Linked DNA regions of Homo sapiens: regions 2 and 3 are each linked to region 1. Evidence: read pairs that join two places in POLR2A ChIA-PET (ENCODE). Cell type or tissue: Panc1. All regions are shown on one strand.

The links. ChIA-PET counts read pairs that join two places held together with the same protein. Peaks named below come from ENCODE experiments on the same cell type or tissue, not always from the same donor. Only the 100,000 strongest peaks of a DNase experiment are listed, where the experiment ranks them.
Region 2: POLR2A ChIA-PET joins it to region 1 with 17 read pairs; 4 of 35 experiments call an interaction of 5 or more read pairs at or near these places.
Region 3: POLR2A ChIA-PET joins it to region 1 with 15 read pairs; 3 of 35 experiments call an interaction of 5 or more read pairs at or near these places.

What each region holds. Positions count from the first base shown.
Region 1 is chr16:24,904,109-24,912,108 of GRCh38, forward strand. SLC5A11 (solute carrier family 5 member 11) reads left to right here. Exons shown (of 17, transcript NM_001352248.3): 12 at 2,549-2,656; 13 at 2,917-3,067; 14 at 3,855-4,023; 15 at 4,773-4,988; 16 at 6,198-6,369; 17 at 7,220-7,518. The coding sequence ends at 7,425. Among named protein-coding and RNA genes, the nearest start is that of SLC5A11, 62 kb to the left of the region's middle. RefSeq lists an enhancer at 2,341-2,841. In Panc1, a CTCF peak has its summit at 2,298 (motif pointing right); no DNase peak of the experiment used is centred here.
Region 2 is chr16:24,690,873-24,698,872 of GRCh38, forward strand. It overlaps a transcript of TNRC6A not described here. Among named protein-coding and RNA genes, the nearest start is that of LINC01567, 24 kb to the left of the region's middle. In Panc1, no CTCF peak of the experiment used is centred here; no DNase peak of the experiment used is centred here; H3K27ac peaks cover 3,937 bases.
Region 3 is chr16:24,575,984-24,583,983 of GRCh38, forward strand. No RefSeq gene overlaps it. Among named protein-coding and RNA genes, the nearest start is that of RBBP6, 40 kb to the left of the region's middle. RefSeq lists an enhancer at 1-92. In Panc1, no CTCF peak of the experiment used is centred here; a DNase peak (open chromatin) is centred at 4,848; H3K27ac peaks cover 848 bases.

The DNA.
Region 1 (8,000 bases):
ACTATCATGAGTACACAAGGGGGAACCACCCCCATGATCCGATCACCTCCCTCCCTCGACATGGGGGGATTACAGTTCCCTCCCTTGACATGTGGAGATTACAATTGGAGATGAGATTTGGGTGGGGACACAGAGCCAAGCCATATCAGGATATATGCCCAGTAGCAAAATTGCTGGATCATATGGTAGTTCTATTTTCAGTTTTTTGAGGAACCTCCATAGTTTTCCATACTAGCTGTAGTAATTTACATCTCCACCAACAATGTATAAGAGTTTCCCCTTCTTCACATCTTCACCAGCATTTATTATGTTTTGTCTTTTTGATGATCCCCATTCTAACTAGGGTGAGATGATATCTCATGAGGTTTTGATTTGCATTTCCTTGATGATTAGTGATGTTAAGCATTTTTTCCTGTCTGTGCCAGCCACCTATTTTTTTAACAAGTCCACTAGAAGGTTGAGAACCCCAGGTCTAAAGGGCCAGTTTCAGGGCCAAGCACTCTGCCTCCCTATTTGCACTTCTCTCTCCACCACGGCTCCACTGGCTCCCTCCTAAATCTTCAACGGAGTCCACAGCTGCCTAAAAGTATTTTCTGATCCTGAGTTCTTGTGAGCCTGGAAAAAAACCCTCTTCTGCTAAGTCCATCTGAGAAATGGCACATATTTTTATTTTTTCATTAAACTTTAAGTTCTGGGATACATGTGCAGAACGTGCAGCTTTGTTACATAGGTATACATGTGCCATGGTGGTTTGCTGCACCAATCAACCTGTCATCTAGGTTTTAAGCTCCACGTGCATTAGGTATTTGTCCTAATGCTCTCCCTCCCCTTGCCCTCCACCCCCCGACAGGCCCCAGTGTGTGATGTTCCCCTCCTTGTGTCCATGTGTTCTTATTGTTCAACTCCCACTTATGAGTGAGAACATGTGGTGTTTGGTTTTCTGTTCCTGTGTTAGTTTGCTGGGAATGATGGTTTCCAGCTTCATCCATGAGAAATGGCACATATTTTTAAATAAACTATATGGAAATTAAGAGAGAAGCAAAACAACCCTCAAAACACAATCCCAGCACTTTGGGAAGCCAAGGCGGGAGGAACACTTGAGGCCAGGAGGTCAAGACCAGCCTGGGCAACATGATGGAACCCCGTCTCTACTAAAAATACAAAAAAAAAAAAAAAAAAAAAAAAAAACCTGGGTGTGGTGGCACGCCTATAATACCAGCTACAGGCTAGGAGGCTTAGGCAGGAGAATCGCTTGAACCTGGAAGAGGAAGTTGCAGTGAGCCGAGATTGTGCCACGCACTCCAGTCTGGGCGACAGAGTGAGACTCCATCTCAAGAAAAAATAAAAATAAAAATAAAAAAATTAATTAAAGAAAAAGAAATTAGCTGGGTGTGATGGTACATGCCTGTAATTCCAGCTACTTGGGAGGCTGGAGCCTGTGAGGCTAGGGTTGCAGTGAGCCAAGATGGCACCACTGAACTCCAGCCTGGGCGACAGAGCAAGACCCCATCTCAAAAACACGCGCGCGCGCGCACACACACACACACACACACACACACACACACACACACACACAGAGTTTAGAAATGCAGTATTTACAGAGCCAATCTTCTCTACCTGAGCTTTGAAATAAACTAAGGGTTTGCCTCCTGGCCATAATACTTACTAGCAATATAATCTGGAGAAACTAACCTCTGGGCCTCAGTTTATCTGTCTTTGAAATAGGGATAATAACAGTATCTTCCCCCATAGAGTTGTGAAAATTAAATGAGGTGTATGTACAAAGCTTACTGCAGCTCCTGAGTCATAGTAAACCTTCAGTTAATGTTGGGTTTGTGGAAGAAGAAGGTTTTGTGCTATGTTTGGATTTAACTGGGCTAGAGGCATCTTATTTCAGGCATCAGAGGGTGTGAAGCATTCTGACAAGAGAATCTACGTATAGGAAATGATTCATTAACCAGGACAGGTGAGCAGATGTTACTGAACAGTGAGTTAATGATCATGGACGGATCACTTGAGGTCAGGAGTTCGAGACCAGCCTGGCCAACATGGCAAAACCCCATCTCTACTAAAAATACAAAAATTAGCCGGGCATGGTGGTGGGTGCCTGTAATCCCAGCTTCTCGGGAGGCTGAGGCAGGAGAATCACTTGAACCTGGGAAGCAGAGGTTGCAGTGAGCTGAGATCGTGCCACTGCCCTCCAGCCTGGGCGACAGAGCAAGAGGCTCCGTCTCAAAAAAAAAAAAAAAAAAGACATTATTGTAAGATTGGCCACTAGGTGTCCCAGCTTCATCTGGGTTACGATAACAATAGCTGAATTTTTTCCAGCACTTCCTATAAAGTCGTGTTATTATCCTAGTTTTACAAATAGGGCAACTCGTCTCAGAAAGCGTAAGTAACAAGGTCACAGCTTATAAAGTCTAGACTCTTTTTTATTTCATTGAGCTATAAACTTCCATATGATAAGCCTGTGTCCGGCCCCATGTTGCCTGGGCCTGGGGCTCTGGGGGCCTGACTGCTCACCTCTGGGCCTGTGTTTCCTTCGTAGATCAAGTGGCCTGTGCAGATCCAGAGATCTGCCAGAAGATCTGCAGCAACCCCTCAGGCTGTTCGGACATCGCGTATCCCAAACTCGTGCTGGAACTCCTGCCCACAGGTAATGTCCCTTCACTCCTGAATCAAGTCCCCTGGAGCACCCAGAAAGGAGATCACCGGATGGGCTCTGATCCAAGGCAGGGTCAAGAAAGGAGGGCTGGTGGGGGAGGAAGACTCTGGGCTCCCCAAGAAAGGCTACGTCCTGCAGGAAGCTCTGCCCCGCCGTCCTCCCTGAGGTTCTGCCTCCTCCAGTTGAGCCCACTGGGATCGGCTGCTTTGGCAGAAAAGGACCGAGGCCCATGACCTCCCTTCCGCCCCCAGGGCTCCGTGGGCTGATGATGGCTGTGATGGTGGCGGCTCTCATGTCCTCCCTCACCTCCATCTTTAACAGTGCCAGCACCATCTTCACCATGGACCTCTGGAATCACCTCCGGCCTCGGGCATCTGAGAAGGAGCTCATGATTGTGGGCAGGTAAGTCCCCACTGGGTGGGGCTGGGGCAGGGGGAAGAGAGAGCTGAGCCCACCCAGAGGCAAAGTCCAGGTTCAGCCAGCAACCTATCCAGGCTGAAGAGCATTAGGACTCCATGTGCAAGACATTCATTCATTCAGGAGATGCTGAACGAGCACCTACTGTGTACCAGGCACAGGGCACATAACCATGAAAGGGCTCAGTTCTTGCCTTCATGGAGCCAGGGAAGGAGGAGAATAAGCAAATAATTTTAACCCAGCTGGGCGAGGTGGCTCACACCTGTAATCACAGTACTTTGGGAGGCCGAGGCGGTGGATCACTTGAGGTCAGGTGTTCAAGACCAGGCTGGCCAACATGGTGAAACCTCATCTCTACTAAAAATACAAAAATTAGCTGTGGTGGCGTGTGCCTGTAATCCCAGCTACTCAGGTGGCTGAGGCAGGAGAATCGTTTGAACCCAGGAGGCAGAGGTTGCAGTGAGCCAAGATGACGCACTGCACTCCCGCCTGGGTGACAGAGTGAGACTCTGTCTCAAAAAAAAAAATTAAAATAATAAAATAAAATAAGCTGGGAGTGTTGGCATGTGTCTGTAATCCCACCTATTCGGGAGGCTGAGGCAGGAGGATCACTTGAGCCCAGGAGTTGGAGGCTGCAGTGAGCTATGCTCTCACCACTGCACCCCGGCCTTGGCAACAGAACAAGACCCTGTCTATTAAAAGAGACAGAGAGAGGGAAAGAGGAGTAAATGTTCAGATGATGCTAATTTGTGCCTCTCGCCGCCGGCACCAGGGTGTTTGTGCTGCTGCTGGTCCTGGTCTCCATCCTCTGGATCCCTGTGGTCCAGGCCAGCCAGGGCGGCCAGCTCTTCATCTATATCCAGTCCATCAGCTCCTACCTGCAGCCGCCTGTGGCGGTGGTCTTCATCATGGGATGTTTCTGGAAGAGGACCAATGAAAAGGTAGCTCTGGATGGCTCCCACTATGCCAGAACCAAGTGCTGCCCCTTGAGGACTGGGATAGGATGGGAGGGGAGGGTGTTGGAGGGAGACACAGGCTGGAATTGGGTGTTGAGAGGGAGGGTGAGTTCCATTGGTGGAAGATACAGGGAGGGTGTTTATCTGACCTTTGCAAAAAAGCAATGAGAGGGCTGCTGCGATGGCTCACACCTGTAATCCCAGCACTTTGGGAGGCCGAGGTGGGTGGATCACTTGAGGTCAGGAGTTTGAGACCAGCCTGGCCAACATGGTGAAAGCCCATCATTACTCAAAATACAAAAATTAGCCGGGTGTGGTGGTGGGCGCCTGTAATCCCAGCTACTCAGATGCTGAGGCAGGAGAATCACTGGAACCTGGGGGGCAGAGGTTGCAGTGAGCTGAGACCACGCCACTGCACTCCAGCCTGGGCGACAGAGTGAGACTGTCTCAAAAAAAAAAAAAAAAAAAAAGCAATGAGAGGTTCTCATGAAAAGTATCTTGATGCATTTTTTGTTATTGAACAGGGAAGCTAAATTAAGAGGGAGTTAGTAAACTATTAGTAATCAATTCATTATAAAAAGATAAATGGTTAAGTATTGCAGAACCTTTTCAAATTGCTGACCCGTGCTTGCAGTGACCACCACAAGAAAGACAAGTCCTGGAGATGGCTTCTTGAGGTTCCTGGAGGCCAGAGCCCTTGGCGTCTCTAAGATGATCTTGCTCTGATTTTGCAGGGTGCCTTCTGGGGCCTGATCTCGGGCCTGCTCCTGGGCTTGGTTAGGCTGGTCCTGGACTTTATTTACGTGCAGCCTCGATGCGACCAGCCAGATGAGCGCCCGGTCCTGGTGAAGAGCATTCACTACCTCTACTTCTCCATGATCCTGTCCACGGTCACCCTCATCACTGTCTCCACCGTGAGCTGGTTCACAGAGCCACCCTCCAAGGAGATGGTACATTTGGGCTGATGGCTAGATCCGTTGAGACTTTTTGTTGGAAGTGACAGAAAACTGACTCAAACTGACTTAAGCGAAGGAGACTGATTGTCCAAAAAGCTGAAAAGTCCAGGGTTGAGGTTCAGGGGCAGGATGATTTGGGACTCTGAAAAGGTCATCAGAATCCATCTGCACTTCTGCTTCAATTCTTAGGTCCCATATGGAGCCCAGTATCTTCTAGAGATACATCCTCTTTTACTGTCATTAAGTAAACATAAGGCTGGGGTGCGGTGGCTCATGCCTGTAATCCCAGCACTTCGGGAAGCTGAGATGGGAGGATCACTTGAGGCCAGGAGTTTGAGACCAGCCTGGGCAATATAGTGAGATCCCGTCTCTTAAAAAAATGAAAAAATTAGCAGGGCGTGATGGCTCATGCCTGTAATCTCAGTTACTAGAGAGGCTGAGGTGGGAGGATTGCCAGAGCCCAGGAGTTTTGATGGTGCAGTGAGCTATGACCATGCCACTGCACTTCCAGCCTTGGTGACAGAGCAAGACCCTGTCTCACAAAAAAAAAAAAAAAAAAAAAAAGGAAAAGAAAAAATTAGCAGGGCGTGATGGCTCATGCCTGTAATCCCAGCTGCTAGGGAGGCTGAGGCAGGAGGATTGCTTCAGCCCAGGAGTTTAAGGCTGCAGTGAGCTATGACCATGCCACTGCACTCCCACCTGGGTGACAGAACAAGAGCCTGTCTTTAAAAAAAAAAAAAAAAAAAAAAAGTAAAAATAAGCATTAATATTTCTGTCCCAGAATTTCTAGAGAATTTCTAGATTTCCATTGATGGAGTCAGCTCAGGACACATGCTCATCCGTGAACCAATTCAATCCCTGTGGCCAGAGAAACGGATGAGCTGAAATGACCAGTTCTGGGGTCCTGCAATACTCTAGGGTGAGGGTTAAGCTCTGGGGATTAGAATGAGGGATAATCACATCCCAGCAACAGGAGGATGGGGTTTATCGGAGAAAGACGTGGGAATGAGCAGGGGAATTGTGCGCTGATGTTGAAGAGTGCAGGAACATGATGCTTGTTGGAGGATGGGGTGGGAGGGTGGGGCTGGGAGCAGATTCAGACACAAAGGCTGAGTGTGGGGTTGGGTGGGGAGTGTGAGAAAAGGATGGACAACCCCGGCCCCACCTCCACCACAAATCTCATCATTCATCCCTGCTCCTTAGGTCAGCCACCTGACCTGGTTTACTCGTCACGACCCCGTGGTCCAGAAGGAACAAGCACCACCAGCAGCTCCCTTGTCTCTTACCCTCTCTCAGAACGGGATGCCAGAGGCCAGCAGCAGCAGCAGCGTCCAGTTCGAGATGGTTCAAGAAAACACGTCTAAAACCCACAGCTGTGAGTAGCTTCTCTCCTCAGTTACAGCAAGAAGGAGTACGTGTTAAAGGGATTGATTTTTTTTTTTTTCCTATCAAATCACAAGCCAGGAAAGTGGGCAGACTTGGAGTTTTAGCATCCTCTGGCTCCAGTGTCTGATCTGTCCCCACGCTCCGGCCATGGGAAAGGAGTTTTTAGTAACTTTCAACAAGCTTCCTACGGGCACTAACAGCAAACAAACACTTGTTGAGTGCCTACGGAGACACGGTTGGTTCATTTCATCCTTATTCTCTGCACATGGGTAGGCAGGAACACAACTTGCCTTCTCTCAGTTAGTGCTTCTAAACTGGCGGCTTGCAGACATATTTTGGCTTAGCCCACCTACAGTTTCAACAAAATGTGAGTTAACATTTAAAAATTGAGAGATTTTGGCCGGTCAGCATGGCTCAGGCCTGTAATCCCAGCACTTTGGGAGGCCGAGGTGGGTGCATCACTTGAAATCAGGAGTTCAAGACCAGCCTGGCCAACATGGTGAAATCCTGTCTCTACTAAAAATATAAAAATTAGCCGGGCATGGTAGCGCATGCCTATAGTCCCAGCTACTTGGGAGGCTGAGGCAGGAGAATCGCTTGAACCTGGGAGGTGGAGGTTGCAGTGAGCCGAGATCACGCCACTGCACTCCAGCCTGGACGACAGAGTGAGACTCTCTCAAAAAAAAAAAAAAAAAAAAGGGAGATTTCAGTCGGGCATAGTGGATGGTGGTTCACGCCTGTAATCCCAGCACTTGAACACATCTGGTGAGTGTCCCTGTCTCACCTCTCTGGGAGATACAGACCACCTCTACGGTCTTCCTTTGCTGGGTTCTTTCTAGGTGACATGACCCCAAAGCAGTCCAAAGTGGTGAAGGCCATCCTGTGGCTCTGTGGAATACAGGAGAAGGGCAAGGAAGAGCTCCCGGCCAGAGCAGAAGCCATCATAGTTTCCCTGGAAGAAAACCCCTTGGTGAAGACCCTCCTGGACGTCAACCTCATTTTCTGCGTGAGCTGCGCCATCTTTATCTGGGGCTATTTTGCTTAGTGTGGGGTGAACCCAGGGGTCCAAACTCTGTTTCTCTTCAGTGCTCCATTTTTTTAATGAAAGAAAAAATAATAAAGCTTTTGTTTACCACAAGGCTTCCAAGTGTTTATAGACCATTTTCAACATGACACTTAGCTCTTTTCTTTTTTCTTTTTTTCTTTTTTTTTTTTTTGAGACAGTGTCTCGCTCTGCCACCCAGGATGGAGTGCAGTGGCATGGTCATAGCTCACTGCAACGTCAAACTCCTGGGCTCAAGTGATCCTCCCTCCTCAGCCTCACAAGTTTCTAGGACTACAGGCACACACTACCATGCCTGGCTAATTTTTCCTTTTTTCAAAGAGATGTGGTCTATGTTGCCCAGGCTGGTCCTGAACTCCTGGCCTCAAGTGATCCCCCCACCTCAGCCTCCCAAAGTACTAGGATTACAGGCATGAGCCACGATGCCCAGCCTCTTTTCTTCTTGAAAATAATGAAGGTTAGAAGATGGAAAGAGGAGAGACATGTAAAAGCTTCCTTTTGCAAAAGACTAGTTATTCATTCTTCTTATCCATTGTGCAACATCAATACCCAAATTC
Region 2 (8,000 bases), 210 kb before region 1:
TCTCAGCTCACTGCAAGCTCCGCCTCCTGGGTTCACGCCATTCTCCTGCCTCAGCCTCCCAAGTAGCTGGGACTACTGGCGCCCGCCACCACGCCCGGCTAATTTTTTTTGTATTTTTGGTAGAGACGGGGTTTCACCGTGTTAGCCAGGATTCGTCTCGATCTCCTGACCTCGTGATCCACCCGCCTCGGCCTCCCAAAGTGCTGGGATTACAGGCCTGAGCCACCGCACCTGGCCCCTGATGAAATATTTCAAATGTGTTCCATGGGAAGAAATATAAGGTCTTTGGAGGGTAAAGATAGTTAAGCCTGCTCTCAAGCCCTGACTAGTCTTTTCTCTAATTAGTATTCTTTTCCTTTTTTAGAAACAGAGTCTTCCTCTATCACCCAGGCTGGGGTGCAGTGGTGCAGTCATAGCTCACTGCAACCTCGAACTCCTGGCCTCAAGTGATCCTCCCACTTTGGCTTTTCAGAGTGCTGGGATAACAGGCATGAGCCACTGCGCCCAACCCATTTTACATTTTTAAATAAAGCATCAAGCTCATAGACAACAATACAATGTAGATTCTGGAGAAAAAGGAAACATTTAGAAAAACATCTGAAAGGGGCTGAAAGGGCCAGACGCGGTGGCTCACACCTGTAATCCCAGCACTTTGGGAAGCCAAAGTGGGCAGATCAGTTGAGGCCAGGAGTTCGAGAACAGCCTGGCCAACATGACGAAACTCATCTCTACTAAAAATACAAAAATCAGCCAGGCGTGGTGGTGCATGCCTGTAGTCCCAGCTGCTCAGGAGGCTGAGGTGGGAGGATCACTTGAACCCGGGAGGCAGAAGTTGCAGTGAGCTGAGATTGTGCCACAGTACTCCTGCCTGGGCAACAGAGTGAGACTCTGTCTCAAGAAAGAAAAAGAAATAAAAGAAGGAAGGGAGGGAGGGAGGGAAGGAAAGAAGGACAGACATCTGGAAGGATACACTATAAACTCAGTGAACTGAGCAGAAAAGAGAAGCCCAGGACTGACAGCGGCAATTAAAGGACCCATCACCCTTAACTGCTAGGTTTTACCTTTTTTCAAAGGAGGATATATTCATATATTATGTGTGCAACTAAAATAATTTTCTAGCAAGTTAACTTACAATTTAAAAAAAAGAATGAGTGAATAGGAGAGGAGCGAGGCAACACAAGTCAGGGTGTCCACAAAGTATACTTTGCTTTCCTTTTTGACCATTGGGTCTCTAACATGGGGTTTCCATGCTACAGGGTTTCTTTTGTACAAGAAATAGACAGGGAGTCCGTTCTCTGAAATCTAGTTGAGTCGTGGCTCTAAGCAGCAAAGATCTTCATCCTTCTTGGTCTATTTCTGGCCTCCAACAAACCTTAGGGAACCTCTGGAGATTGTAATTTTAAAATACAAAAGGGAGGCCGGGAGTGGTGGCTCACACCTGTAATCCCAACATTTTGGGAGGCTGAGGCAGGCGGATCACTTGAGGCCAGGAGTTCGAAACCAGCCTGGTCAACATGGTGAAACCCGTCTCTACTAAAACTACAAAAATTAGCTGGGCATGGTGGTGGGCGCCTGTAGTCCCAGCTACTCAGGAGGCTGAGGCAGGAGAATCACTTGAACCCGGGAGATGGAGGTTGCAGTGAGCTGAGATCGCACCACTGCACTCCAGCCTGGGCGACAGCGTGAACCTCCATCTCAAAAAGTAAAATAAAAGAAAATAAAATAGAGGGGATAAATAAAATAAAACAAAGTAAAGTAAAATAAAATAGAAAAGAGGCTGCAGTGAGCCGTGATTGTGCCACTGCATTCCCACCTAGGCAACAGAGCAAGACCCTGTCTTAAAAAAAAATTATATATATATGTGTATATATTATACATATATATATGGTGTCATATTATACATGTAACTCTGAAATTTACACAAGAGGCAGTCAATTCTAGACATCTAACACCTCACCAGGAGCTGTTCTTAGTGAAAACTCAGGGAGGAAAAACAGGGGCACTAATATTTATCACAGTTCCTGTAGGCACTAGACACTGCACTAAACTACTTATCACAAATCTCAGAGGTCTCCGATTTGAGCCAAAGTCATATTTACATTCGGGTAAACCGGTAATATATTCCTCACTGTAGTCTACTTAAAATAATAATTTAATAAGCCGAATAATCCTATGAAAAATAATAATAAACACACTCACACTATTAAGATGATGTAGTGAGATACTGACTCATTTTATTTCCAGCGGATTTCCCTCCCTTGTTCTAAGAAGGACACCAAACTTTGTGTTCTCTCACGAGAAGAGGGTTGCAGTGGCTCACATCTGTAATTCCAGCACTTTGGGAGGCCGAGGTGGGAGGATCACTTGAGTCCAGGAGTTCAAGACCAGCGTAAGCAAAGTGAGATCCAGTCTCTACAAAAAAAAAAAAATTAGGCCAGACGCAGTAGCTCACGCCTGGAATCCCAGCTCTTTTGGAGGCCGAGGCAGGCAGATCACTTGAGGTCAGGAGTTCGAGACCAGCCTGGCCAAGGTGGTGAAACCCCGTCTCTACTAAAAATACAAAAATTAGCCCAGCATGGTGGTTGCACACCTGTAATCCCAGCTACTCGGGAGGCTGAGGCAGGAGAATCGCTTGAATCCGGGAGGCAGAGGTTGCAGTGAGCCGAGATCGCGCCACTGCACTCCAGCCTGGGTGACAGAGCGAGACTCCATCTCAAAATACATAAACAAATAAAATAAAAAATTATCCAGGCATGGTGTCATGCACCTGTCATCCTAGCTACTCAGGAGACTGAGATGGAAGGATTGATGGAGCCCAGGAGGTCAAGACAAGCCTGGGCAACATGGCAAAACCCCATCTCTACAAAAAATACAAAAATTATCTGGATATGGTAGCATGTGCCTATAGTCCTAGCTACTCAGGGGGCTGAGATGGGAAGATCAGTTGAGCCCAGGATGTCACGGCTGCAGTGAGCCAAGACCGCCACTGCACTCCAGCATGGGTGACAGAGTGGGACCCTATCTCAAAAAAAAATGTTTAAAAAGAGGGTTGATTAACATGGAAGAAAGCAGAAGTAACTCCGAAAACAACCCTCATTTCTGGCTTTGTTTTTCAACATATTATTATTCTGGGACATGTATGGGGTCATCCCCAAGGACAAGAGGAGAAACACAAGTATCTCAAAGGGAGGAAGGGCAGAGCAGTGACAGCCAAGGGGAGCAGAAGAGTCCCCAGGACTAGAAATGAGCCAGAGACTGGCAGACCCCACAAGAATAGAAGACTCACGCCTCCCCTCTTACAACACCCAGGGAAAGTGACAGTGCTTAAGAGGGAAAGGACCTCATGGTGGACACTCGGTCTCTTGCCTGAGGCTCCCAGCATAGCCAGGCCCCCGTCTCCGACCTCAGCACAATAGCAGCCAAGCCCCCTGTTTCCAAAACCCCAACACATGGACACAATGACCCTAACTGCAGTGATCCAAGTATAAGACTAGTGAGCCTTGCTGGGCGCGGTGGCTCACGCTTGTAATCCCAGCACTTTGGGAGGCCGAGGCCGGTGGATCACGAGGCCAGGAGATCGACACCATCCTGGCTAACATGGTGAAACCCTGTCTCTACTAAAAGTACAAAAAATTAGCTGGGTGTGGCAGCTTGTGCCTGTAGTCCCAGCTACTCAGGAGGCTGAGGCAGGAGAATCGCTTGAACCCTGGAGGCAGGGTTGCAGTGAGCCGAGATCGCGCCACTGCACTCCAGCCTGGGTGACAGAGCAAGACTCTGTCTCAAAAAAAAAAAAAAAAAAAAAAAAGACTAGTGAGCCAAGGGAAGCCCAGTCAGGAGGATCACTTGAGGCCAGGAGCTCAAGACCAGCCTGGGCAACGTAGCAAGACCCCATCTCTACAAAAATGTAAAAATTAGCTGGGTGTGGTGCTGTACACCTGTAATCCTAGCTACATGGGAGGCTGAGGCAGGAGGATCATTTGAGCCCAGGCGGTCAAGGCTGCAGTGAGCTATGATCACACGACTGCACTCCAGCCTGAGTGACAGAGCGAGACCCTCTTAAAACAAATTTGGAATCACTGTGAGCCATCTCTGGACCACTGCCCTCTGATGGCTGAGCTGAAACTTTCTCCAGACCTGTTGGGCTGTTGGGGCCCTGCAGCTTTAATTTGATTCAGAAAACCCACATCGGATAATGTGACATTGCTTGCTGGCACGGGAGTGTACTGGGCCCTGTGCTAAGTTCTTCACGAGCACCATCTCATTTAACCCCATAATAAAGGCATTTCTGTTTTCCTCCTCTTCTAGCTGAAGAAAACGAAACTCTGGGGAGTGAGGTCAGGCAGCGAGCCAGTGGTGGGAAGGAAACTGTACTCCAAGGGTATCTGATACTGATTGAAGGCTGTGCATAAAATAATCCCAAGTTATGATGTCTACCTGTGTCAACTATGTTTTCCAGCTGCAAGTCACAGAAGCCCAGTGCATAAAAGCCCAGAAGCTCTTATGTTTTTACTTTTTATACATATATATATTTTTTGTTTTGTTTTTTTGAGACAGTCTCGCTCTGTCACCCAGGCTGGAGTACAGTGGCGCAATCTTGGCTCACTGCAACCTCCGCCTCCTGGGTTCAAGTGATTCTCCTGCCTCAGCATCCTCAGTAGCTGGGATTACAGGCGCGCACCACCACGCCCGGCTAATTTTTGTGTTTTTAGTAGAGACGGGGTTTCGCCATTTTGATCAGGCTGGTCTCGAACTCCTGACCTCGTGATCTGCCTGCCTCGGCCTCCCAAAGTGCTGGGATTACAGGCGTGAGCCACCCCGCCTGGCCTTCCAAAAGTTTTTACAGCTGTGGCCGTGTTTGTGGACATTCAGCATGGAAAAGCAAGTCTGTTTCACGGGTGTTTCAAGCAAAACACGGGATTGAGTCTTTTCAGCCCTGGTGGTTAATTTGGCCACGTCACCGTCACCATCCCTGAACCAATCACTGGTTGCCTAGGGAGAAGGAGTGCACTGATTGGCTCAACCTCAGTTCTAGACTCAACCCCCTTGAGCTTGGAATTAATGGGATTCCCACCAGCATTTGGCTGAGATTCTGTCCCTCAAGATAGGATTACGATGTTATTGACTCAAGAAGGGAACAGCTAATGGTGGAGAGGAAAAAACTCCACTGCGCTTTTTATGTGGTTGAAAGTATGAGGGCCGAGAGCGGTGGCTCGCCCCTGTAATCCCAGCACTTTGGGAGGCCGAGGCGGGTGGATCACGAGGTCAGGAGATCAAGACCATCCTGGCTAACACGGTGAAACCCCGTCTCTACTAAAACTACAAAAAATTAGCTGGGCGTGGTGGCGGGCGCCTGTAGTCCCAGCTACTCGGGAGGCTGAGGCAGGAGAATGGCATGGACCCAGGAGGCGGAGCTTGCAGTGAGCCCAGATCGCGCCACTGCACTCCAGCCTGAGCGACAGAGTCAGACTCCATCTCAAAAAAAAAAAAAAAAAAAAGAAAGTATGAGAACTCCCTGGAAAGAATTCATGCTAAAGGTGCTTGTTCAGCTCAAATACAATGGATCAGAAATGAGGGGTGGCCAGGCAAAGCAGCTTACGCCTGTAATCCTAGTACACTGGGAGGCTAAGGTGGGAGGATTGCTTAAGGCCAGGAGTTTGAGACCAGACTGGGCAAAATAGTGAGACTCTGTGTCTACAAAAATTTTAAAAATTAGCCACGCGTGGTGGCTCGCCTGTGGTTCCAGCTACTCAGAAGGCTGAGGTGGGAGGATTGCTTGAGACTAGGAGGTCAAGGCTGCAGTGAGCTACGATTGCACCACTGCAGTACAGCCTGGGCAACAGAGCGAGACCCTGTCTCAAAAAAAAAAAAAAAAAGAAAGGAAAGGAAAGGAAGGGAAGGGAAAGGGGAGGGGGAGGGAGGGAGGGAGGAAGGAAGGAAAGAAGGGCTTTCATATTAGAAGGGCACACTCAGAACTAGCTCTTCCCTTTAGCCATTCCCCTTCTTTTTGCCTTGGTCATGGATGTGATGACCGGAGCTGAAGCAGTCATTTTGTGGCCAAGAATATCACAGAGACACGAGAACTGATAGCATTAAAATGCTTACACCAGCTAGATAGGAAAGATGAGTTCTGTTGTTCCGCAGCACTAGTTAGTGAGTGACTATGGTTCACCGTAGCTTATTGCATATTTTCAGAAAGCTAGGAGGATTTTGAATGTTCACAACACTGAGGCCTGAAAGTTTGAGGTGATGAATATGCTAATTACGCTAATTTGATCATTGCACATTGTATACACATATTGAAATATCACTGTCTTCTATAAATATGTACAATTATTACATGTCAACTAAAAATAAAAGGAAAAACTGCTGAAGCAATGACAGAAACTACCTACGTCTGGGTATCTTTTGATATCTTTCTGTCTAATCCTCTTCTGAATCGTTGTGTCTCTTGTGTCTCTCTTCACTTCAGTACAAAGACTGGTGAGAAAAACAAATTTTTACTGTTTAGGTATTTGTTAAGTACAAATGTGGGCCAGGCACAGTGGCTCACACCTGTAATCCCAGCACTTTGGGAGGTCAAGGTGGGCAGACCATTTGAGGCCAGGAGTTCGAGACCAGCCTGGCCAACATGGTGAAACTCTGTCTCTACTAAAAATACAAAACTTTGCTAGGCATGGTGGCACGCACCTGTAGTCCCAGCTACTTAGGAAGCTGAGGTGGAATGATCACTTGAGCCCAGGAGGTGAAGTTTGCAGTGAGCCAAGATTGCACCACTGTACTCCAGCCTGGGCAACAGAGGGAGACCCTGTCTCAAAAACAAGTAAAAATATGGTCCGTAAACCTTCAACATCAGCATTACCTGGGAGCTTATTAGAAATGCAGACTGGGGCCGGGCATGGTGGCTCACGCCTGTAATCCCAGCACTTTGGGAGGCCAAGGCGGGTGGATCACAAGGTCAAGAGATCGAGACCATCCTGACCAACATGGTGAAACCCTGTCTCTATTAAAAATACAAAAATTAGCTGCATGTGGTGGCAGGCACCTGTAATCCCAGCTATCGGAAGACTGAAGCAGGAGAATCACTTGAACCTGGGAGGCAGAGATTGCACCACTGCACTCCAGCCTGGTGACACAGTGAGGCTCTGTCTCAAAAAAAAAAAAAAAAAAAATGCAGGCCAGGCACTGTAGCTCATGCCTATAATCCCAGCACTTTGAGGGGCCGAGGCAGGAGGACCGCTTGAGCCCAGAAGTTTGAGACCAGCCTGGGCAACATAGCGAGACCCCGACTCTACAAAAAAAATTAAAAAGAAAACAAAAAATGCAGAATCTCAGGCCTGCCCCAGATTCCAAATCAGAATCTACAGGGTCCTCAATGGATTCACAAGCACATTCATGTGGAAGAAGCGGTGGTTTGGGTATTATAAGAGTGTGGTTGAATGCAATCCAAGCAATATACATAGGCTGCCTGAACCCCCCAAGATTGGATTAAATGCCATTTGAGGCACCAGCAGTAGTGGGAAATGATCATAGGCAGTTGGAGTGAGAGACAAGGAACACGGCACAGTAGCCAGGAAGACCGGTGTGTGGTGCGCTTGGAGATATATTAAACACCCGTACATTCTTTACTGTGTTCCAGGGACCATTACAAGCACTGTGCAAATATTAGCATGTTTAGTCTCCTTGGCAGAGTTAGGAATCATTTCACAAGTGCATAAACTGAGGCATGGATAGAGTAAGTCACAGAGCTGGTAAATGCCAGAGCCAAGATGGAAACCCACTCGATTTATTTCCAGAGCCTGTGCTCCCTTCCTTGAGGTTTCCCTAGGGTCTTTGGGGAGGTTTTTTTTGTTTGTTTTTTTGGCAGAGTCTTGCTCTGTCGCCAGGCTGGAGTGCAGTGGCATGATCTCAGCTCACTGCAACCTCTGCCTCCTGGGTTCAAGCGATTCTCCTGCCTCAGCCTCCCAAGTAGCTGGGATTATGGGCATGTGCCATCACACCTG
Region 3 (8,000 bases), 330 kb before region 1:
AGTCTCACTCTTACCCAGGCAGGAGTGCAGTGGCATGATCTCGGCTCACTGCAACCTCTGCCTCCTGGGTTCAAGTGGATTCTCCTGCCTCCGCATCCCAAATAGCTGGGGTTACAGGTGCCGGCCACCACACCCAGCTAGTTTTTGTATTTTCAGTAGAGACAGGGTTTCACCATGTTGGCCAGGCTCATCTTGAACTCCTGACCTCGGGTGATCTGCCTGCCTCGGCCTCCCAAAGTGCTGGCATTATAGGTGTGAGTCACTGCGCCAGCCAGTCATCGATTTTAAGTGGTATACAGACATACTTTTTTTAAATGTGTTTTTTAAGTGCAATACTTACTAAGTGATTTTAAAATTTTAGAATGTTATATTTCTATAGGTGACAGGCAAGTACTGTAAAGATCATGAAAGCTGTTCAGAACTGAATTAGGGAAATGCTGCCTCTGAATCAAATTAACTTTCTTCTGAAGGGCCCTCCTTTCGTTGTGATGCTTAGATTACATTTGTTTATTCCCAGACACCCCTGTTGCACGGGATGGGATGTCTGGCCTAACCATTCCAACTCTACCCCACCCCACACACAACACACACTGCCATTTTGACTTTAAAATAATCCAGCTAGATTTACTGTTAATTCTTGCTAATCTGGACCAAAAATCTGGATTAGATCTCTCACGTTCATAGGATCTGGCACCCAGAACTTTTTTTATCATACATTCCATCATCCGAGGTCAGTTTCATTACCTAAGCTCGTTGTTCCTTAAGCTAAACTGACCTTTTCTTTAAGTGCAGTCCACTCCTATGATAATTTTCTAGTTACTCAGCACCTGTGGCAATTCCTCTCTTGGAGAAACACTGGAGTTAAGCTCTAATGTTTCATCCACGACTTGGTCTTCCAGCTCCATCCTTTGTTGGTCTTATTTGGGGCTGAAGTTTCAACTCATCCCCCAGTCTCTCTTCTTTCTACTCTTTCCCTTCACTAGTATCCTATGCCCTGTTGTTTCAGCCACACGCTAACATGCCCATAACCTGCTGCTCCTTACTCACCTTGCTGCACCCAAACAGCTAACCTTCAAACCCGGATTAAGGTGCTGAACACTGCTTAACAAAACTAGTCTTTGAAGACAATTTAAGAAGTAACTTATTTGCAAGGCACTGTGCCAGGTGCTTGGACTTCATTTAATCCTTAAAAATTCCAGTTGTACTTGATGTCTTGTGTTAAGCAGGAAAGTCCACTGCCAGTGAAGGCTCAGTCCAGCCTTGGATATTCAAGCCAGCTCCTAACTAATCCAACTCGCCCCTACTATGTGGAAGAGTAAGCCAGCAAGTAAGACTCCACCTCTTGCAGATCCCCAAAAAACCATGTCATGTCTCCCTATCTTTTGCACTCAGCTGTTTCATCTGGCTGGAATTTCCTTCCTCCTTTGCCTGCTTCATAATTTCCTGCTCATTGTTCAAGAGTTAGGTTGCTGTTACCAGGCGCGGTGGCTCACGCCTGTAATCCCAGCGCTTTGGGAGGCCGAGGCGGGCGGATCATGAGGTCAGGAGATCGAGACCATCCTGGCTAACACGAAGAAACCCCGTCTCTACTAAAAATACAAAAATTAGCCGGGTGTGGTGGTGGGCGCCTGTAGTCCCAGCTACTCGGGAGGCAGGAGAATGGCATGAACCAGGGAGGCAGAGCTTGCAGTGAGCTGAGATCGCGCCACTGCACTCCAGCCTGGGTGACAGAGCGAGACTCCGTCTCAAAAAAAAAAAAAGTTGCTGTTTTGGAATTATTCCCTCACAGTGCCCGCCCGCCCCCATACGTGCCTGAGGTGCGGTAGCATCCCTGGATATGCTGTAGTAACACCTTCCAAATTGTTTTCTGTGGGCTGTGTTTGGTTATCTCACTCACTGGACTGAGCATGACTTCCACAAAAAGTCTAGTTTATATTCCGGAAGCCAAACCATGCCTTGCACATAGTAACAAATGTTTGAAATAATGAAATTACCTTGTTTTAAACTTTGAGATTGTGTTTTGCCAAGCAAGTTAATTCTTACCCACACACTGGCCTAAAGAAATATGTGTAGAAGCTAGTAATAAGAGCAGACTTCACAGACAACCGGTGACATGTCCGTTTCTCAAGGGAGGGATTAATTTTTGGCCTACTGCAGGTTTGAAAAGTAGTATCCTTCAAGGACCTAGGTGTTTCTGTGTGCCAAGAATACTCCAGAGTGTTAAAATCAGGAGCTTAAAAATCACTCCTTTGCTAGTGTCAGCATGGCAAATGAAGGGAGCGAAACCTGCTCCAAAATATTTAAGCCAGGATTTCAGAGGAGCAAAAAGCTACTTAATAAACGTAATAGTTTATTCATCCCAGTCTGCGCAAGTGTCTCCGTGTACTTGTCCACTTTCCCTGTCTTTCAGCGCCTTTAATGAATGCTGTTCTTACTGTATAAAGCTAGACATAGAACAAAACCTCTGATTTGAAACATGTCCTTTCTGAGAGTTTTTATACCACTGCTCATTTACTTTAGCTTCAGCAGTTGTCTTATTTTTAACTAGAAAAAAGCCTCCTATATATAGTATGTATATATATACGTATGTATATGCGTGTATATATAAAATATAGAGAGCGAGCGTGTACCCTGCATTTTCTTTATGTCATAAACACATCCTTTGACATTAAATTTTTCCACAAACATTTTTAATTTTGAGAATTGGAATGGTCAGGAAAGAATAGACTTAAGGTCACCTACTTAAATCCTGGAGAAAGTGTACCATGAAGCTGCTGTATGTGAATAACTTCAGCATACGGATCTGAAAGAAATAGGATTAATAGGAACATTCAAAGACTTCAGGCAAATTCTTTCAGTATGGATCTAAAGTATAAACAGCTTATCAAGGCTCCTCTTTGATAAAAGCCTTTGAGATTATTTTTAGGATCATGTTAAAAGGACTTTTTAAAAATAACTATTGCTAATTCCTTTATGCACTTTACCTTTTATTAAATTTAATGAAGGGTGAACAGTGATCTCATATTAAAGCCAACACCAGCGTGAATCTTGCTTTTCCACTTTGCTTGAAATGTGGCTCTTTTGTAATTTACTATGAAGTTGGTTTGGCCAGTGTGAATGTTTTCAATTTAGGTTTCTATTTTTAAAGTCTCTGTGGTAAGATTTTCATATGAGAATGGACATACATTTAGAATTTAAAATCTTCTTTGGTAGAAACAACTGGAACCTTAATAATTTTTGGCGGGGTTGGGGGGGTTGTTTTTTTTTTTTGTTTAGAAACAGAGTCTCTCTCTCTCTCTGTTGCCCAGGCTGGAGTGCAGTGGCACAATCATAGCTCACTGCTTCCCCAACCTCCTGGACTCAAGCAATCTTCCCACCTCAGCCTTATGAGTAGCTGAAACTACAGGTGTGTGCCACCACACCTGGCTAATTAAAAATAATTTTTTTTTTTTTTTGTAGAGATAGGTCTTGCTGTGTTGCCCAGGCTGGTCTCAAACTCTTGGCCTCAAGAAATCCTCCTGCCTGGGCCTCCCAAAGTGCTGGGGTTACAGGGATAAGCCACCACACCTGGCCCATTAACAAAATTTTGATAATTGTTAAAATATGTTTTTACCTAGCTTAATGATATATAAAGCTGGTAGACTGATTTCTTTTTGTATCCTAAAAACTAAAACCAATAAACACAAATATGAAAAATGAAGCCAGGGAAAACTGTATTAGTGCTAGAAACTCAGGAAAAGACAGAAGGGGCAGACATAGCTAAAAATATGGCATTTCTGCCATAGCACCACATCTTAAAAGTTTTTTGTTGTTAATGGAGAGAAGGCGAAATAAAGACAACTGACAGTTCTCTCCTTGAGAAGGCAGATGGCCTCTTGGAAAGCTTGAATAGAAGATCTTGGGTATTAGGAACACACCATCATCTGAAGAAACAGGGATGGGCCATGGAGCAAATGAAGTTAATTTCCTTTGAAGTCACTTTGAATATGATGAAAATTGCACAAAGGAAACCTGAAGCGTAGGCTACCATGTTGACGGGGATGGAAGAAGATTCTGTCCAGAGACAGATTTGTTATAGCTGGTCTTGTTGCCAGGAAGGAGGCCGGATCACGCAGCCCTCATTCCCCTGGCTATTATGGGGGCTGAAGGGGGAAAATATGCAATTTTCAAAACATTATGGCACTGGTGCCAGAAGAGGCAGACAAGTCAGTGGAATTGAATACAACACCATAAATTGGCCCAAATATAATACACAACAGTTTGAGCATAAGTAAATGTGAAAAAGGATAGGTTTTTCAATAAGCTTTGAGTGAACTGGTTAACCACTTGGAGAAAAAAAAATCACATCTTAAAATTCTAGACTAAATATTGTTTATCCAAAATTTTATATATTTAGGATTTAAAATATTCTTTTGTATAAATTTTGGTACCAAAATAAAATGTTGATAATTGTGTGTTTTGACCTATCATATTACATTCCTGGATTATATTCTTCCCATCTTCTAGGATGACCATTTTTTGATAGGTTAAGAGTTTATTATTTCAACTGGCCAGTCAACTGGAAGCCCAGGAGCTTCCCCGATATTTTTGATAATGGTTATATGAGATCTGGTTTATCCTGATTTGCTCCTTTTTAATTTTCTGATGTCTCTTGTGCTGATTTTTCTCTTCAGAGCTTCTCATTATGGTACAGTCTCAATCTTTATACATTTTGTGACATTTCTGCCTATTTTCTGAGAACACATCACATCCTCTCATCTTCCTGTGCACACCATCGTCCCTTCTTTTCTGTTCTACTTCATAGTTTCTTCATCTCTGAAACTGAAATTAGCCATTATTTTTCTGAACCAAGGATGAATTATGCCATTAGAGGGCAGAAGAAGCTGCTTGTTCTTTAAACTAGCAACTGTTTCCCCCTCTGCAATTTTTTAAAATTACAATCTCAATTATTACACAAATAAACATCTGAAAATTTTAAATGCCACTAGCAGCCGGGTGCGGTGGCTCATGCCTGTAATCCTAGCACTTTGAGAGGCTGAGGCGGGTGGATCACTTGAGGCCAGGAGTTCAAGACGAGCCTGGCCAACATGGTGAAACCCCATCTCTACTAAAAATACAAAAAAAAAAAAAAAAAAAAAATTAGATGGGCATGGTGGTGCACACCTGTAATCTCAGCTACTAGGGAGGCTGAGAATCACTCCAACCCCGGAGCTGGAGATTGCGGTGAGCCACTGCACTCCAGCTTGGGTGACATAGTGCGACCCTGTCAAAAAAAAAAAAAAAGCCACTAACAATAAAACAGAAATGCCAACAAAACAAAATTCTGGTGCCTTCAGGCATTTAGAGTTACCTTTAAGTCCAAAACCAGTGTGATTCTCCATCTTCCCCCTCCCCCCACCGATATTGACTTTTCTACCAGGATATGTCTGTGGTAGTTAGCATTTTCATTAAATTTGCCCAGATCATAATACATTCTCAATTTTGCAGGCTTTAAGAATTTAATTTTTCTCACAAAGTTGTACATTGTTTAAAAAGTCATAAAGTTCTTCAGGACTTACAACAGGCCGGGTGTGATGGCTCACGCCTGTAATCCCAGCACTCTGGAAGTCGCGGTGGGCAGATCATCTGAGGTCAGAAGTTCAAGACCAGCCTGGCCATGGTGAAACCCCGTCTCTACTAAAAATACAAAAAATTAGCCGAGCATGGTGGTGCACGCCTGTAATCCCAGCTACTCAGGAGGCTGAGGCAGGAGAATCACTTGAACCCGGGAGGCGGAGGTTGCAGTGAGCCAAGATCACACCATTGCACTCCAGCCTGAGCAACAAGAGCGAAACTCCATCTCAAAAAAAAAAAAAAAAAAAAAGACTTACAACAAAAACTTCATTCTCCTACTCTAATTAATTATATGCTGACTAATTCTTTACAGGCCATTTCAACTCTGCTAGTTCTTTCTTTAAAAAAGAAAAGAAGAATGTTATATGTAAATAACACACTCCTCCTATTACTTGATTTTTCAGTCTCAAGTATGAGCCACAATTGACTTTAGCAACACCCACACACATACACCTCTACCCTCTCCCACCCTCTCAATAAAAGTTTTACCATTTGGATTAAATAAAAATGGTGGTATACATTATTATATATCTATATAAACAGTTCCACATTGAGTCACTTGGTATAGTAGGATTGCTTTCATGTAAAATGTTGTTTTTCCTGGAATTAATATCAACTCCCGTTTCAAAAGTTTGATTTTCTATGGCTCACTGGAAACAAACCTCCTCCCAGGATATTCAAATAAGTGTTCATCAGTTTTACCCTTTTTCTTGGGATATTCCCCTCCAGAACCTTCTTTCTACCTATCTAATAAAAATTGGGGCCAGGCCCAGTGGCTCATGCCTATAATCCCAGCACTTTGGGAGGCCGAGGTGGGAGGATCAATTGAGGTCAGGAGTTTGAGACCAGCCTGGCCAGCATGGTGGAACCCTGTCTCTACCAATAATACAAAAATTAGCCAGACGTGGTGGCACGCACCTTGTAATCCCAGCTACTCAGGAGGCTGAGGCTGGAGAATTGCTTGAACCTGCGAGGTGGAGGTTGCAGTGAGCAGAGATCACACCACTGCACTCCAGCCTGGGTGACAAGAATGAGAGAATCCATCTCGAAAAAAAAAAAAATGGCTGGGCACAGTGGCTCATGCCTATAACCCCAGCACTTTGAGAGGCCAACATGGGCCGATCAGTTGAGGTCAGATTGAGACTATCCTGGCCAACATGGTAAAAGCCTGTCTTTACTAAAAATACAAAAATTCGCTGGGGGTGGTGGCGCACGCCTGTAGTCCCAGCTACTTGGGAGGCTGAGGCAGGAGAATCGCTTGAACCCGGGAGGCAGGTGTTGCGGTGAGCCGAGATCGTGCCACTGCACTCCAGCCTGGCAACAGAGTGAGACTTTGTCTCGGCAACAACAACAAAGATTGGTTGCCCTCTAGACGTACCCCAAAACTGCCTGCTCCTGGGTCTTCCCCTCGCCCTCTCTTCTGCATTAGATCTTTGCCTTCCATCCTGTGTCTTTCTCTTCCTAGGTTTGCTTCCTCATTTGAGGTGGAGGACATGTGCTCTAGTAAGTTACTGCGGAAGGGTACCTGGGAGGTAAAATTTTTCAGAGCCTAAAATGTCACAAATGTTCTTACTCTACCCCGACACTTGATTTATGGTTTGGTTGGGCATAGAATTCTGCACTGGAAATCATTTGCATTCATACCTGGAGGCATTTCTCTATCATAATCCTGCTTCTGGCATTGCTAACCAGGCGTTCAAGCCATTCTGACTCCTAATCCATTTATATGCAATTTTTGCAATATTTTCCCCTCCCAGGATTCTTTGGTAACTTCCTTTTAACCTAGGTACATTTAGAAAATCCAATGTTGTGATGATGACGTTGCGACCCTTTTAAAATATACTTTGCCAAGTGCTCTATGAGCCCTTTCTTTCATGTCTTTCATGAAATTATGTCTTTTATGATTTTCTTGGAAACATTATTTTATTACTTGTGGGATAATACTCTCCATTCCATTTTTTTCTGCTTTCTTTTTTTGGGACTCATTATTTTGATATTAGATTTTCTGGACTGATCCTCTACTATTTTCCATTCTTGTGTTTTGTTTTGTTTTGTTTGACCAGGTTGGAGTGCAGTCATAGCTCACTGCAGCCTTGACCTCCTGGGCTCAAGCGACCTTCCCGCCTCAGCCTCCTGAATAACTGGGACCACAGGCACACGCACCACACCTGGCTAATTTTTTATTTTTTGTAGAAGTAGGGTCTCTCCATGTTGCCCAGGCTGGTCTCAAACTCGTGGGCTCAAGTGATCCACCTGCTTCAGCCTTCCAAAGTGCTGGGATTACAGGCGTGAACCAGTGCGCCCACCCTCCACTCATATTTTTTGTTGTGACGTTTCCTCAACACTTCAGTTCTTTACTTCTGCTGGCATATTTACAATTTCTTTTT